Regions from separate parts of the Homo sapiens genome. Here region 2 is linked to region 1. Evidence: chromatin loops called from intact Hi-C (ENCODE). Cell type or tissue: GM12878. All regions are shown on one strand.

The links. Peaks named below come from ENCODE experiments on the same cell type or tissue, not always from the same donor. Only the 100,000 strongest peaks of a DNase experiment are listed, where the experiment ranks them.
Region 2: a loop joins it to region 1, with 11 times the contacts of the local background. A loop is called at or near these places in 13 of 110 quality-filtered maps.

Annotation. Positions count from the first base shown.
Region 1 is chr16:9,130,178-9,138,177 of GRCh38, forward strand. No RefSeq gene overlaps it. Among named protein-coding and RNA genes, the nearest start is that of HAPSTR1, 43 kb to the left of the region's middle. RefSeq lists a silencer at 2,956-3,005 and an enhancer at 6,515-7,015. In GM12878, a CTCF peak has its summit at 4,795 (motif pointing left); no DNase peak of the experiment used is centred here; H3K4me3 peaks cover 559 bases; H3K27ac peaks cover 2,729 bases.
Region 2 is chr16:8,932,958-8,940,957 of GRCh38, forward strand. All of the region lies in intron 1 of USP7 (ubiquitin specific peptidase 7), which reads right to left. Among named protein-coding and RNA genes, the nearest start is that of USP7-AS1, 26 kb to the right of the region's middle. In GM12878, CTCF peaks have their summits at 3,165 (motif pointing right) and 3,680 (motif pointing left); no DNase peak of the experiment used is centred here; H3K27ac peaks cover 511 bases.

The DNA.
Region 1 (8,000 bases):
CACTTACTGAGTTGTGTGACCCTAAGCAAAATGCCCCCCCACTTTTTTTTTGAGACAAGGTCTCGCTGTGTTACCTAGGCTGAAGTGCAGTAACACAATCATAACTCACTGCAGCCTCAGACTCCCAGGCTTAAGCAATCCTCCCACCTCAGCCTACCGAGCTGGGACTACAGGTGTGCATTACCAGACCCATCTAATTTATTTTTTGTAAAGATGAGGTTTCATACCCTCTTCACACCTAAGTGCTATTTCTTTGCAAATTATAGTTCTAACACAAATCCAAAGGGATTTTGGGAAACTGATCGGAAGTACTGTATTCATGTTTGGCTCAAAGAATTCACAGCTGAGAATAGCTAAATAAATTTTGAGATAAAACAGAATTAAGGTCAGGCACAGTGGCTCACACCTGTAATGGTAGCACTTTGGGAGGCCGAGTAGGGCGGATCACAAGGTCAGGAGTTTGAGACCAGCCTGGCCAATATGGTGAAACCCCGTCTTTAGTAAAAATACAAAAAATTAGCCAGGCATGGTGGTGGGCGCCTGTAATCCCAGCTACTCAGGAGGCTGAAGCAGGAGAATTGCTTGAACCTGAGAGGCCGAGGTTGCACTGAGCCAAGATCGTGCCACTGTGCTCCAGCCTGGGCAATAGAATGAGACTCCGTCTCAAAAATAAAGAGAATTAAAACATGACAAAATTGTAATAATTCAAAGTTAGGTGTCAGCACAAAGACTGAAACAGGATAGATACTCCAGAAAATGCCCTGGTTAATATAAGAAGTTGATATCTCATCAGGAAATAGCACAAAATGACAGGGAAGGGATGAGTTAATCAGTTAATGGTGTTGGGAAAACTGACTTCTTGGGGAAAAACACATTAAGTTAGAGCATCACCTCAGGTACCCGAATATATTGACATTAAAGACTTAAATGCAAAATGGAAACATTAAAAAACTGGTGGGAAGTATAGCGAGTACTTAACTTTATTTTTATTTTTTGAGAGACAGGGTCTACTTTGTCACCCATGGTGAAGTGGAGTAGTGTGATTGTGGCTCACTGCAGCCTCAACCTCCCAGGCCCAATTGATCTTCCAGCCTCAGCTTTCCAAGTAGTTGGGACTAAAGGTGTGCACCACCACACCCAGCTAATTAAAAAATTTTTTTCTTTTCTTTTTTTTTTTTTGTAGAGACAGAGTCTCGCTATGTTGCTCAGGAAGGTCTCTAACTCCTGGGCTCCAGTGATCCTCCGCCTCTGCCACCCAAAGTGCTGGGATTATAGGTGTGAGCCACTGCACCCAGCCTGAATATTTTTTATAAACATAAAGGCAATGGAAAATATATTTTAAAATAAAAGATTGATTATGAGCATAAATGTAAGCTTTTGTTTATCATCAATATAAAAAATATTGAAAATGGAACTGGCAAACAGGACAAATTTAATCCCTCCCACCCACAGAGTTCCTATATGTGGATAAGAAGGTTATATGCCAAATAAGAAAAATAGGGGGCCGGGCGTGGTGGTGCACACCTGTAATCTCAGCACTTTGGAAGGCTGAGGTGGGCGGATCACAAGGACAGCACATCGAGATCATCCTGGCTAAGATGGTGAAACCCCATCTTTACTAAAAGTATAAAAAATTAGCCGGGTGTGGTAGCATGTGCCTGTAGTCCCAGCTACTCAGGAGGCTGAGGCAGGAGAATCACTTGAACCTGGGAGGCAGAAGTCGCAGTGAGCCAAGATCGCACCACTGCACTCCAGCCTGGGCCACAGAGTGAGACTCTGTCTCCAAAAAAAAAAAGAAAAAAGAAAAAAAGAAAAATAAAAGATAGGACCAGGGAGTTTTCAGAATCAGAAATAAAAATTACCAACTGATATATGAAAAAAATGGCTCAACATTATTTTGTGAGATTCAAATTTTTAGAAGTTGCCAGGCGTGGAGGCTTATGCCAATAATCCCAGCACTTTAGTAGGCTGAAGTGGGTGAATCACTTGAGGCCAGGAGTTCGAGACCAGCCTGGCCAACCTGGTGAAACCCTGTGTTTACTAAAAATACAAAAATTAGCCAGGCGTGGTGGTGGGCGCCTGTAATCCCAGGTACTCGGGAGGCTGAGGCAGGAGAATCATTTGAACCCGGGAGGCGGAGGTTGCAGTGAACTGAGATCGAGCCACTGCACTCCAGCCTGGGTGACAGAGCAAGACTGTCTCAAAAATGGAAATGGAAAAGGAAAAACAAAAAAAAGTGATACTGTGTTTTGAATACAGTTTTGAAAAGATAAGTGGCTATTACTTGGGGTTGGGAAGTCTGAGATGACGTGCCCGCTCACATGCTGCTGCTGAGAGGTGCTAAAACATTCTGAAAAATAAGTTGGCTGGGCCTGACACAGTGGCTCACGCCTTAATCCCAGCACTTTGGGAGGCCGAGTCGGGCAGATCACTCGAGGCAAGGAGTTCGAGACCAGCCTGGCCAACATGGTGAAACCCTGTCTCTACTTAAAAAAAAAAAAAAAAAAAAAATTAGTTGGGCCCAGTGGCGTGTGCCTGTAATCCCAGCTACTCAGGTGGCTGAGGCATGAGAATTGCTTGAACCTGGGAGGCAGAGGTTGCTGGGAGCGGAGATCACGGCACTGCACTGTAGCCTGGGCAACAGAGCGAGACTGTCTCAAAACAAAAAAAGTTGGCTGTATCTATTAAGATCTTCAAAAGTGGTCCTAATTTTGGGTTTTATAATCCTGTTTCTAAACATATATTCAGAGGTAATAACAGTTGTAAAAGAGAATTTTCTTTTTCTTTCTTTTTTTTTTTGAGACGGAGTTTCACTTTTGTTGCCCAGGCTGGAGTGCAATGGCGTGATCTCGGTTCACCACAGCCTCCGCCTGCTACCACGCCCAGCTAGTTTTTGTATTTTTAGTAGAGACGGAGTTTCACCATGTTGGCCAGGATAGTCTTGAACTCCTGACCTCAGGTGATCCACCCGCCTCAGCCTCCCAAAGTGCTGGTATTACAGGCGTGAGCCACCGTGCCCAGCCTTAAAAGAGGATTCTTTTTTTTTTTTTTTTTTTTTTGGGAGACAGAGTCTCCCTCTTGTTGCACAGGCTGGAGTGCAATGGCTTGATCTCGGCTCACTGCAACCTCCACCTCCTGGGTTCAAGTTATTTTCCTGCCTCAGCCTCCTGAGTGGCTGGGATTACAGGCATGTGCCACCATGCCTGGCTAATTTTGTATTTTTAGTAGAGGGGGGGGTTTCTCCATGTTGGCCAGATTGGTCTTGAACTTCCGACCTCAGTTGAATCCCCCGCCTTGGCCTCCCAAAGTGCTGGGATTACAGGCGGGAGCCACTGTGCCTGGCCAAAAGAGGATTCTGATGCAACAATATGAAGTGTGGTACTTGGAGTGGAAGACAGTGAGGAATAACCTAAAGCCCTAATAATAGCGACTGGTTCATCACATCTTATTAGTTTCATTAGATGGAAAATTATGAAGCCTTTATAAAGCATACTTTTTTTTTTTTTTTGAGATGGAGTCTCCCTCCGTTGCCCAGGCTGGAGTACAGTGGCGCGATCTTGGCTCACCGCAACCTCCACCTCCCGGGTTCAAGCAATTCTTCTGCCTCAGCCTCCTGAGTAGCTGGGATTACAGGTGTGCACCACCATGCCTAGCTAATTTTTTTTTTTTTTTTTTTTTTGTATTTTTGGTAGAGACAGGGTTTCACCATATTGGCCAGGCTGGTCTCGAACTCCTGACCTTGTGATCTGCCTGCCTCATCCTCCCAAAGTGCTGGAATTACAGGCGTGAGACACCGTGCCTGGCCTAAAGCATACTCTTGAATTTTTTTTTTTTTTATGAGCCAGGGTCTCATTCTGTCACCCAGGTTGGAGTGCAATGGTCCAATCTTGAGGCTCAGTGCAACCTCAACCTCCTAGGCTCACGTGACCCTCACCTCAGCCTACTGAGTAGCTGGGAGTTACAGGCAGGCACCACCATGCCTGGCTAATTTTTTGTGTTTTTAGTAGAGATGTGGTTTTGCTGTGTTGCCCAGGTTGGTCTTGAACTCCTGGGCTCAGGCAATTTGCCTGCCTCACCCTCCCAGAGTGCTAGGATTACAGGTGTGAGCCACTAAGCCCAGACTTTTTTTTTTTTTTTTTAGACAAGATTGCTCCCTGTCACCTAGCCTGGGGTGCAGTGGAATGATCAGGACTCACTTCAGCCTCCATCTTCTGGGCTCAGGCAATCCTCCTGCCTCAGCCTCCTAAGTAGCTGGGACCGCAGAGGTGCCCCGCCATGCCCAGCTAATTAAAAAAAAAATTTTTTTTTTTTGGTAGAGATGGGGGTCTCCCTATGTTGTCCAGCCTGGTCTTGGACTCCTAGGCTCAAGCAATCCTCGCACCTCGGCCTCCAAAAGTGCTGGGATTACAGACATAAGCCACCTCGCCTGGCCTTGAAAAATATTTCAAGACATGGAAAAATGCTTGTAATATCATGAGAAATATAAACAGGATGATCTCAATTTGGCCAGAGAACAGTGGCTGGCAGCAAATTTTCAATAATTGTTAGCTACTATCATTAATAATTCAAACTCTCATATGATCTTCCTCCCTCCCTTCCATTCACTTCTCAGTTGACAAGTGTCTGAGCATCCGGGGTTCCAGCCTGGCTGCACCTGTCTGTGAGCCGGTTGGGGCCAGTTGTGGGGGCTTTGGCCCCTGGGCTTTCCTCACCCTCCCATGTGCAGCCTCAGGACTCAACAGCCTCCCGCATCCACCCGCTCTGGCTCTATTTCTGGCTGGGCACTGCCATCTAGAGGCTCCTGGAGCACAGGGCACATGACCCTTGGAGCCCCTCACCCAGTGCTGAGCTCCAGCCCCAGGGGCAGAGAAGCCTTTCTCATTACTGCACCCTCCATGCCTGAAAGGGCCGTTTGTTTTGTGGAAGCCTCTGAGAATGTCAGTGCTACAAAGACACTTCAAGATGCCTTATGCTGATTCTTAGGTAGGTCAAGGAAATCTTTGGGGTAACATTCTTAAAATATGGTCCTTGGACCTGCATCCGACGTCCAAGGTAGGAGACAGTTAGTGATAAAGATTTCAGAGCCTATCCCAAATGCGCAAGTCAGACCGTGCTGGGGGGTGAAGGGTACTGAATATCTAACTATTTACAGACTCTCCCGTGTTGTTCTTATTATTTTGAGACAGAGTCTCACTTTGTCTCCCAGGCTGGAGTGCAGTGGTGTGATCTCGGCTCACTGCAACCTCCGCCTCCCAGGTTCAAGCGATTCTCCTGCCTCAGCCTCCCCAGTAGCTGGGATTACAGGCACCTGCCACCACGCCTGGCTAGTTTTTGTATTTTTAGTAGAGATGGGGTTACGTCATGTTGGCCAGGCTGGTCTTGAACTCCTGACCTCAAGTGACCCACCTGCCTCAGCCTCCCAAAGTTCTGGGATTATAGGTGTGAGCCACCGCCCCCGACCTTTTCCCAGGTTATTCCGATGCACACTGAAGTTTGAAAATGATTGACCTGGACCCGGGATACTTATGATTTGGTGGTGATGGGCTTGGCATAGACCCTTTGAGAATCTGCTGACAACTGCAGACCCTCTCCCTGGAAGAATACACAGACATTTCAGTAGGTTTCTTGACTGTGAAGCTCACTCCTGTATCGATGGACTGAGGTTACGAATCTCTTCTCTGATTTAACCCAAAGTTTAGATGAGGACACTGCGGATCAAGTATTCATTGACCTCTTATCACCGGCCAGGCTCTGTGCCCTGCCGCAACAGACAGGATGTGGCTTCTGCTCTGTGCAGTTTACAGGCTAATGATGGCAGACAGCTAAATACAGGTGTTAGGAACAGCCCTGCCAAAGGTCCTGGGTCAGTGACCAGAAGGAAGTGCCTGGAGCCCCTGGGGAAGCCGGAGGGGAGTGGATGATGAAGCGGAGGGAGGAGCAGGCAGGGCTCAGACCATGCAAGACAGGACAGGTCAGGATAAAGAGCTCAGATTTCATTTTAAGAACGATGAAAAGCTATCAGACAACTTTGGGGCTAAGTATATACCCAAGAGAATTGAAAACATATGTTCATAGAAAAATGAATGGAAAAATGTTCATAGAAGTATTTTTCATATTAGCCCCAAAGTGGAATAATCCATGTATTCACCAGTGAATGAGTGGATAACAAAAGTGGCCTATCCATATAATGGAATATTATTTAGTTATAAAAAGGAATGAAGTACTGACACGTGCTACAACATAGAGGAGGCTTGAAGAGGTTATGTGGTGGTTTTTTGTTTTTGAGATGGAGCCTCGCTCTGTCGCCCAGGCTGGAGGGCAGTAGCAGCTATCGTGGCTCACTGCAGCTTCTGCCTTTTAGGTTCAAGCAATTCTCCTGCTTCAGCCTCCCAAGTAGCTGGGATTACAGGCGCCCACCACCACGCCTGGCTAGTTTTTGTATTTTTAGCAGAGACGAGGTTTCCCATGTTGGCCAGGCGGGTCTCAAACCCCTGACCTCAAGTAATCCGCCCGCCTTGGCCCCCCAAAGTGCTGGGATTACAGACGTGAGCCACTGCGCCCGGCCTTGAGTACAGAGGTTTGCTGAGGTTCCAATTTGACTGATGTGGCAAGACTGCCTCATAGGAGGTGTAGCGTCCTCCCGTCAGGATGCGCATAATGTCTGATTGTCACAGACATTATGTCACAGGATGCGCATAATGCTGATGGCAGCAGCTGTGGGTGTGCAGTGCCTGGATCCACGGATTCATTTGGGGTTGCAAAGTGATGGTATTCTCATTCTGTTATTCCTTTTCATTTATTACATGGAGGAGTTCTATGCACACAAACTTTCCCTCATCTCCCATTTGATTACTCAGCGGTGCAATTTGCAAAGAAAAGGAAGGATAAATACTTGATTCTTTCCCCCATAAAAAAAAAAAATGAATTGGCTCACTAGAATTTTCCAGCGGGGACCAGTGAGCATTTAAAAAATATTTTTAACATTGTTATAAACCCATGGATAGAAACATATTTAGTATGCAGTTATTTTTTTATTGATGCCCAAATGGTCCCATCTTTGGCTAGTAGGAGCCTCTTTAAGTTGGTCTTTGCTGTTGCTACTGTTTTTTGAGACAGTGTCTCACTCTGTCGTTGCCTAGGCTGGAGTGCAGTGGTGCAGTCTCGGCTCTCTGCAACTTCTGCCTCCCGTGATTCACGCAAGTGATTCTCCCACCTCAGCCTCCGAGTAGCTGGGACTACAGGTGTGTACCACCACACTCGGCTAAATTAAAAAAATAATAAATTGGGTTTGGCTCGGTGGCTCACGCCTGTAATCCCAGCACTTTGGGAGGTGGAGGTGGGTGGATCACTTGAGGTCTGGAATTTGAGACCAGCTTGGCAAACATAGTGAAGCCCCGTCTCTACCAAAAATACAAAAAAATTATCTGGGCATGGTGGCAGGCACCTGTAATCCCAGCCACTTGGGAGGCTGAGGCAGGAAAATCACTTGAACCCGGGAGGCAGAGGTTGCAGTGAGGCGAGATTGCGCCATTGCACTCCAGCCTAGGCAACAAAGGTGGAACTGTGTCTCAAAAAACAAACAAAAAACCAAAAACGTTATTTTTATAGGGAAGAGAGCTCACCCTATTGCCCAGGCTGGTCTCGAACTCTTGGTCTCTGCCCGGCGTGGTGGCTCACGCCTGTAATCCCAGCACTTTGGGAGGCTGAGGTGGGTGGATCACTTGAGGTTGGGAGTTCAAGACTAGCCTGGTCAACATGGTGAAACCCAGTCTCTACTAAAAATACAAAAATTAGCCTGATGTGGTGGCACGTGCCTGTAGTCCCAGCTACTTGGGAGACTGAGGTTGCAGTGGGCTGAGATCGTGCCATTGCACTCCAGCCTGGACAACAGAGTGAGACTCTGTCTCGAAAAAAAAAAAAAAATCCTGGTCTCAAACCATCCTCCTGAGTCCGCCTCCCAAAGTGCTGGGATTACAGGCGTCAGACACCACAGCGGACTG
Region 2 (8,000 bases), 200 kb before region 1:
TTTTTATGGAGTTTCGCTCGTTGCCCAGGCTGGAGTTCAGTGGCGAGATCTCGGCTCACTGCAACCTCTGCCTCCGGGGTGCCAGCGATTCTCCTGCCTCCATTTCCCAAATGGCTGGGATTACAGGTGTGTACCACCACGCTTGGCTAATTTTGTATTTTTAGTAGAGACAGGGTTTCATCATGTTGGTCAGACTGGTCTCAAACTCCTGACCTCAAGTGATCCACCTGCCGTGGCCTCTCAAAGTGCTGGGATCACTCATGAGCCACCGCACCCAGCTCCCAATAGAATGTTAAAAAAATTTAGCCAAGCACAGTGGCTCATGCCTATATAATCCCAGCACTTGTGGGGGGCCAAGACGGGACGATCACATAAGTCAAGGAGTCCGAGACCAACATGGGCAATATAGTGAGATTCCCAACTCTATTAAAAACAAAAAAATTCAGGTACCAAGCGATATGTATCACATACTACCTTTATTAGAAAAGGAGAGTCCTGTGTTGAAATAGAAATATATAATTTCATATTCCCTTTACAAAATTCAAAAGATGTCTACAGAAACAGCAGGATACAGAAGAACCTACTAGAGATTAGGGTTACATAGAAGCAATGTAGTTTCTTCACTGTATATGCACACACTCACACTATGTGTATGCGCTATCATTTTTTTTTCCTCAAAGAGACAAGATTTTACAATGTTGCCCAGGTTGGTCTTGAACTGGACTCAAGCAATCCACCCCTCTCAGTCTCCCAAAATGCTGGGATTACAGGCATGTGCCACCCTGCCTGGCCTATACAAACTTTTTTTTTTTTTTTGAGATGGAGTCTTCCTCTATCTCCCAGGCTGGAGTGCAGTGGTGTGATCTCAGCTCACTGCAGCCTCCATCTCCTGGGTTCAAATAATCCTCCTGCCTCAGCCTCCCAAGTAGCTAGGATTACAGCCGTGTGCCACCACGCCCAGCTAATTTTTTTTATTTTTAGTAGAGACAGGGTTTCACCATGTTGGCCAGGCTGGTCTCAAACTCATGACCTCAAGTGATCTGCCAGTCTTGGCCTCCCAAAAGTGCTGAGATTACAGGCGTGAAACACCACGCCTGGCCTATAAATCTTAAAAGTAATTTGCTAGACGTACACCCAGTACTTTTAACTTCCTTGGTTCAAACTTACCCTACGACAATAGCTTTAAAACATGGTTTTAATGCATGGATGCAAAAATGAGGGCTCATTTTCTGTACATAAAACTTCATGTCTAAAATCAGGATCACATGTAAGTGTAAGCAGTCTAAAGTGTGGAAAATAATCGAACTCTACAACTGCTCTGTAATTCTGAGGTACAGGTTATGGTTTCATGAGATGCAGTGAAATCAGACTGAGACACAAGTGAATTCAGATTAGAGCTCAAAGAAGGGCTTGTTTGGGTGACTTGAGAGAGACTGCATTGTCTCCAAAAGTTACAGCAATAATAAAAACCAAGATCAATTCAAGAGCGCATAACATCTTACAGGATGGGGTGGGGGAAATGCGTAAGCTCTACCCCCCATTTTTCAGCAGTGGGATTAATTGCAGTGTGATGACTAAAGAAAGCCTATTATTTTCTGAAATGGTTCTAGTGTGAAGTTAGGGCTTCTCTGCAGTTGGCCTTGAAAACGCAAAGCAAGCAGAGGTCTGCGGTTGCAGCAGAATCTGAGCAAGACCCCAGCTTTTACATCCAAATTAACACATCTGAGTTGGTGTGGCCAATCTGCCCTTTTCCACCTGACAGGTGCAGAGAAAGTGGTCAAGGCCAGTGGCTGTGAAATGGCAAAGGGCCACTGGTTGGCCACCGAGTACATAAGGGGTGGGTCCCGGCCACCAACAGCCCTATGGGTGTCCAAGCAGCCACCAAGGTGATTCCAGCCCAGCTCCCAGGGGCAGGAGATCCCGTTTTTAAAAGCTCCTCATAAATGAGTTAGTTCCGCAAGAGGATTAAAATTTTAATTAAGACATGGTAAATCCCTAGTCCAGAAGTAAATGATGAAAGCACAGGATAGCCACACACACAAGAAATCTGTACTAGACTTCTAGAAATAGCCTAAACGATAAGGCTGCCTTCTTTTATTGTTCAAGACAGATGTACAACATTGGCATGCACATACATTTACTGCCATGTAAGAGTGATGTAATACCAAGTTTTATATGCCACCTTTTCGGAAGTTTTTAAGACATGGGGACTGATTTGGCCAAACACTTGAGCTAAGGCACTAATTTTTTTTTTTTTTTTTTTGAGACAGTCTCGTTCTGTCTCCCAGGCTGGAGTGCAATAGTGTGACCTCGGCTCACTGGAAACTCCTGGGTTAGAGCCTCCTGGGTTCAAGTGATTCTCCCACCTCAGCCTCCTGAGTAGCTGGGATTACAGGCACCTGCCATCATGCCCAGCTAATTTGTCTGTATTTTTGTAGAGATGGGGTTTCACCACGTTGGCCAGGCTGGTCTCGAACTCCTGACCTCAGGTGATCTGCGCACCTCGGCCTCCCAAAGTGCTGGGATTACAGGCGTGGGCCACCATGCCCAGGCTATGGCACTATTTTTGACACAAAATTATCTCAAATAAGACTGGGGACATGTTTGGCAAACACAAGTGACTATGTGCAATGTCAAACAGACAAGCCCTGGATGAAAAACGTCTATAGGAAATAAAGCAATTACCATCCCATAATACGCATATCCCACTCAGAAATAGAAGACAGTCTCCATTATTGGTGATTGCTAGGCCTTTTAACGCAATATGTATATGAAAAGGCAGAAAATATGTTTTTGAAACACCAAGTAGGCTCCCTGGCTAGTTCCAGGGCCTATATTCCCACCTGCTCTACTGGGCACTTAATGCCTATACCCAGCTTTCCTCCCCGTGAATTCCATTTGTGATGTCATAACACAGAACTGCTACCCCACCAGAGAACACCTCCCAATCGCTATGGAAGTTACGTAGACCACTTCAGCACGCGAATCTAACCCCTGAGATAACAGATCAGAATAAGCAAGATTCCAATTGGCTGGCTTTCATATTTTCTGCCACTTCACGAAGATTTATCAATCCTCCCCCAAAAAGCTGGCAGGGGGCGGGGGTCGCGAACACAATACAACCCTGGTGTGTTGAAACTAAGAGTCCATGTCCTGCCACCAGGTGGTGCCTTGTCCATGAAGACCCAGCTCGGCCTCTGAGCCACAGGTGTCTCCACTCAGCCCCCCAGATCCTTCCACTAGTAACAACCTAGTGATCAAAACTACAGCTGTTATTACGGCAGATACGCATGGGCCAACACCTGGTCTCTGGGTGGCTCACATGGCGCCCTACAGCCCATCTCACCCCGCCCCCATCAGTTCACCTTGAACTCCCTCTGGGTTCTGCATGGTCCTCTCTTGACCTCTCATCTCCTCTCCCCACAATGAACTCATTTAAATATATGACTTAAAATAGAGGCTACAGAGGTAAACTAGAAAGCAGTGATCTTTATATAAATTTTACTGATACAATGTCTAGATGTATAGCCCCAAATATACTTCAGAAGTTTGGCTGAGACATGTCAGTATTGGTTATCTCCATCCATCACCAGCATAAGGAGCTCAACCTGAAAACCTGACTCACCTTCCAGCCCAAGCCTGTGGTTCCCAGCCATCTCTGCATGGCTCTGCAGTGGCCTCTGCTGGGGGATGGGGGAGGTTCTCTCACCCACATCAGAGTGACTGCATAGAATCTCTAGGAGCTCTACCTCAGCATTCTTTTTTATTTTTTAAAGCATCCCACAGAAGCCTTGTCTTTAGGACCAGAAACATTCAAGCAACCTCAATTTAGATAAGGCAGTCCAGGAACAGAAGAGGATATTAATGGAAAAACTGGTGAAACTCTGAAAGAATCTGACTTTGGTTAACAACATACCAATGCCAGTTCCTTGGCTGTGACAAATCTGGTTTAAAACACTGTATCAAACACTGGTGATATAAATTGTTAACAACCCGAGAAAGTCGCTGGGGGGCACACAGGCGCTCTGTCATAATTTTGCAACTTTTCTGTACATCTAGAATTACTCCAAAATTAAAAGCTAATTTTAAAAAGGCAAAGTACAATGCCCTCTCAGCCTAACAAGCAGGAGGAATAATTGATGTAAGTGAAAAATTTCAGGGCACCTTACCACACATCAGTAATCCCAGGCACTTAGGACCCTGAGGCAGGAAGATCCCTTTAGCCTGGGCAACACAGTGAGACTCTGTCTTTTTTTAAAAAAAAAAGGATTAACACGAAACAACGTGTATAAGACAAGCAATCTGGGCCAGGCAGGGTGGCTCACGCCTGTAATCCCAACACTTTGGGAGGCTGAGGCGGGCGGATCACCTGAGGCCAGAAGTTTGAGACCAGCCTGGCCATGGCAAAACCCCATCTCTACTAAAAATACAAAAATTAGCCAGACGTGGTGGCGCATGCCTGTAATCCCAGCTACTCAGGAGGCTGAGGCAGGAGAATCACTTGAACCCAGGAGGCGGAGGTTGCAGTGAACTGAGATCACGCCATTGCACTCCAGCCTGGGTGACAGAGTAAAACTCTGTCTCAAAAAATAATAAGTTGGGTGTGGTGGTGCACACCTGTAATCCCAGCCACTTGGGAGGCTGAGGTGGGACGTAAAGGCTGCAGTGAGCAAGGGCTGCACCACTGCCATTCCAGCCTGGGCAACAAAGCAAGACCCTGTCTCTAAATAGGCTACAAAAAAAACAGAAAGGGAAAAATGTCAGCATTATGCACCTAAATAGAGCATGGCTTAAATTCTCAAGCAATTCAAGGCAGACAAAAAAGCAGTTTGGGAGATGAAACACAAAACACTTCCCACACAGAAGCCAGGAGACAACTGGACAAGAGAATTGCTCAGGAGACCTGTAGCCAGTCTGGGGAGCTTGCATCTATGTGGGAGCAAGAGGGGGAGAGAAAATACTGACCACGTGAGAAGGAACTACCATCTGCTTAAGTATTTCATGAATCAGTAACTCCAATGAGCCCCTATTATGTGCCAGGCCTTGTACAATTCTCAGGTAATCGTCACTGGCCCCAGGGTAAGGCAGGGCAGAATATCCTCCCTATGTCACCAGACCAGGGTCACAGCTGGACTGGCAAAGGCACTGCCACAAGAGGCCCTAGGCAGGAAGAATGGAAAAGTCCTGAGCAAACAGGCACGACACTCCGAGAAGGCTGAAGTTCTTTGACTACATATGCTTTTAAATATGGATATTCCCAAAATAACCTGGATTCCTGTAGGACTGCTACTACACTATACTATACTGACTTGATTAAACTTTTCTTGATTAAACTTTGAGATAACTGTAGATTCACACACAGTCTTAAGAAATAACACAGTCAAAAAAAAAAAAAGAAAGAAAGAAAGAAATAATACAGTCAAGTCTTCCACATCTGTGGATTCAACAAACCGCACATCAAAAACACTCAGGGGGCCGGGCACGGTGGCTTACACCTGTAATCCCAGCACTGTAGGAGGCCGAGGCAGGTGGATCACAAGGTCAGGAGATCGAGACCATCCTGGCTAACACGGTGAAACGCCGTCTCTACTGAAAATACAAAAACTTAGCTGGGCACGGTGGCAGGCACCTGTAGTCCCAGCTACTCCGGAGGCTGAGGCAGGAGAATGGCATGAACCTGGGAAGCAGAGTTGCAGTGAGCGGAGATCGCACCACTGCACTCCAGCTTGGGTAACACAGCAAGACTCCGTCTCAAAAAAAAAAAAATTGGGGGGACGGGGGAGTCTGTACCAAACATGTACAGATTTTTTTCTGTGTCATTATTCCCAAAACAATAGTCTACCAACTATTTACATAGCATTTACACTGTATTAGATATTATAAGCCACGTAGAGATAATTTAAACTATATAGGAAGATGTGTGAAGATTATATGCAAATACTACACTGTTTTGTATGAGGAAGACTTGAGCATCTGTGGATTTTGACACCCTGAGAGGGGTCCTGGAACCAATCCACCATTAATACCAAGGGACAGGGAGAGATCCCATACCCTTTTCCTAGTTTCCCCTTACAGCACCACTTTGCAAAACTACCCTGCCTGCAGTATCAACAGCCAGGGTCCTGATGTAACCCACCAACCCAATGAAGATTTCTCCACATTTACATGTACTTACGTGTATTTAGTTCTCTACAATTTTATTTACTGTGTAGATTTGTGTGTCCACTACCACCACAGTTAAGATCCTGAACAGTTCCAACACCACAAGGATCCCTCCAGTGGCCCTGTTACGACCACCCACCCCGGCGTGCGTGCTCCCCCATTATCCCCGGCAACCCTCATATGTTCTGCATCTCTGGGATCTTGTCACTTCACCAATGCTATATAAATGGACACAGTGTGGAATGAGTTGTTCCTTTCTCCTGTACTCTAGGATATCATGGCAGGGATGGACTGCCATTTGACCATTCACTTGCTGACATCTGGGTCCTTTCCAGATAGAGGAAATTCACAAATAAAGCTGCTATGAAAATATTGGACTGGTCCTGGTTTCTATTTATTTCTACTTTTGAGTTCTGAAAGAAGTAAACACAAGCAAGCAAATGTTAGCTAGCAACAATGCAGACATAGATAAGGAGAAATCAACTGGCCTTCCCTGAGTGCTAACATGAAGGAAACCATGAATGTTTCACCTCCAGGCATTCTCAATGTAATGTTCATATGTACATATCATGTACATTGCTCGTGCACTTTTTCTCATGAAGGAAAACACATATACTATTCACATTACGTGGGTAAGTTTAATAACTCCAAAACATTGTCATGATTTATCAACCACTCCCCTAAAGAAGACTGTTTCTGGCCGAGCGCAGTGGCTCACGCCTGTAATCACAGCACTTTGGGAGGCCAAGGAGGGCAGATCACGAGGTCAGGAGATTGAAACCATCCTGGCTAACACGGTGAAACCCCGACTCTACTAAAAATACAAAAATTAGCCAAGCATGGTGGCACATGCCTGTAATCCAAGCTACTTGGGAGGCTGAGGCACAAGAATTGCTTGAACCAGGGAGGCGAAGGTTGTAGTGAGCTGAGATCATGCCACTGAACTCCAGCATGGGTGACACAGCAAGACTCTGTCTCCAAAAAAAAAAGGCTGTTTCCATCCAGGTTTTTCCTGTATTTTTGTGACTCCAAATGATGCTCTCACAAACAGCTCTGTCCTGTGGCTCCCATCCTGCTGCCTATCTACGCATCCTATAGCCAGGTCACCTGTCTAGGCATCCTACAGCCAGGTCATATACACATCTGGCCTCTGCAAGTAGCTAACCATGCTTTGTCCAATGGCAAATGTCAACACTGTTATCCAAGAACCAGAACACCGCCAAATGCTCTGGTGAGCTCCAGCACAGGACCAGCCTCCAGCACAGTGCTCAGGAGAACTCTTCGGCTTCTTGAACACAACGAGAGGCAGAAGGTGTACTAGGAATGTCCAAGAAGCTGGGCGCCACCATCAAGGCTGTTGATCAGAGTGGGAGGGCAGGGGTTACCTTGGGACCAGGCAACCCAGGGCGGGAGGTGGGGCAGTTACAGCAATGGCCCCTGCATCAGAAAGGGAGAGGTGGGAGCCTGTAAGCTCCCGAGGCATCCACAGAAACAGGGACGATGGTGGCAGCCAAAAAAGACGGAGTTACCACACTCCCTAAGAAGCTCCTGACCGCCATCTTCTAGACATTTCCAGGGAGTGGGAAAGATCAGAGGCTGTGGAGTGAGATCAATCCCCTCTGCGAGGCCTCTCCTAGGTGAAGCTCAAGCTGGCTTCAGGTAGGGCCCTGGAATATTAGCCGGACATGGTGGCGCACACCTGTAATCCAAGCTACTTGGGAGGCTGAGGCAGGAGAATCACTTATATACAGTGTCCAGAACCTGGAATATATACAGTCTCCAGAACCTGGAGGTAATCAAGTGGGGGTGAAGGTCATAATAGGATACAATAAAGTCAG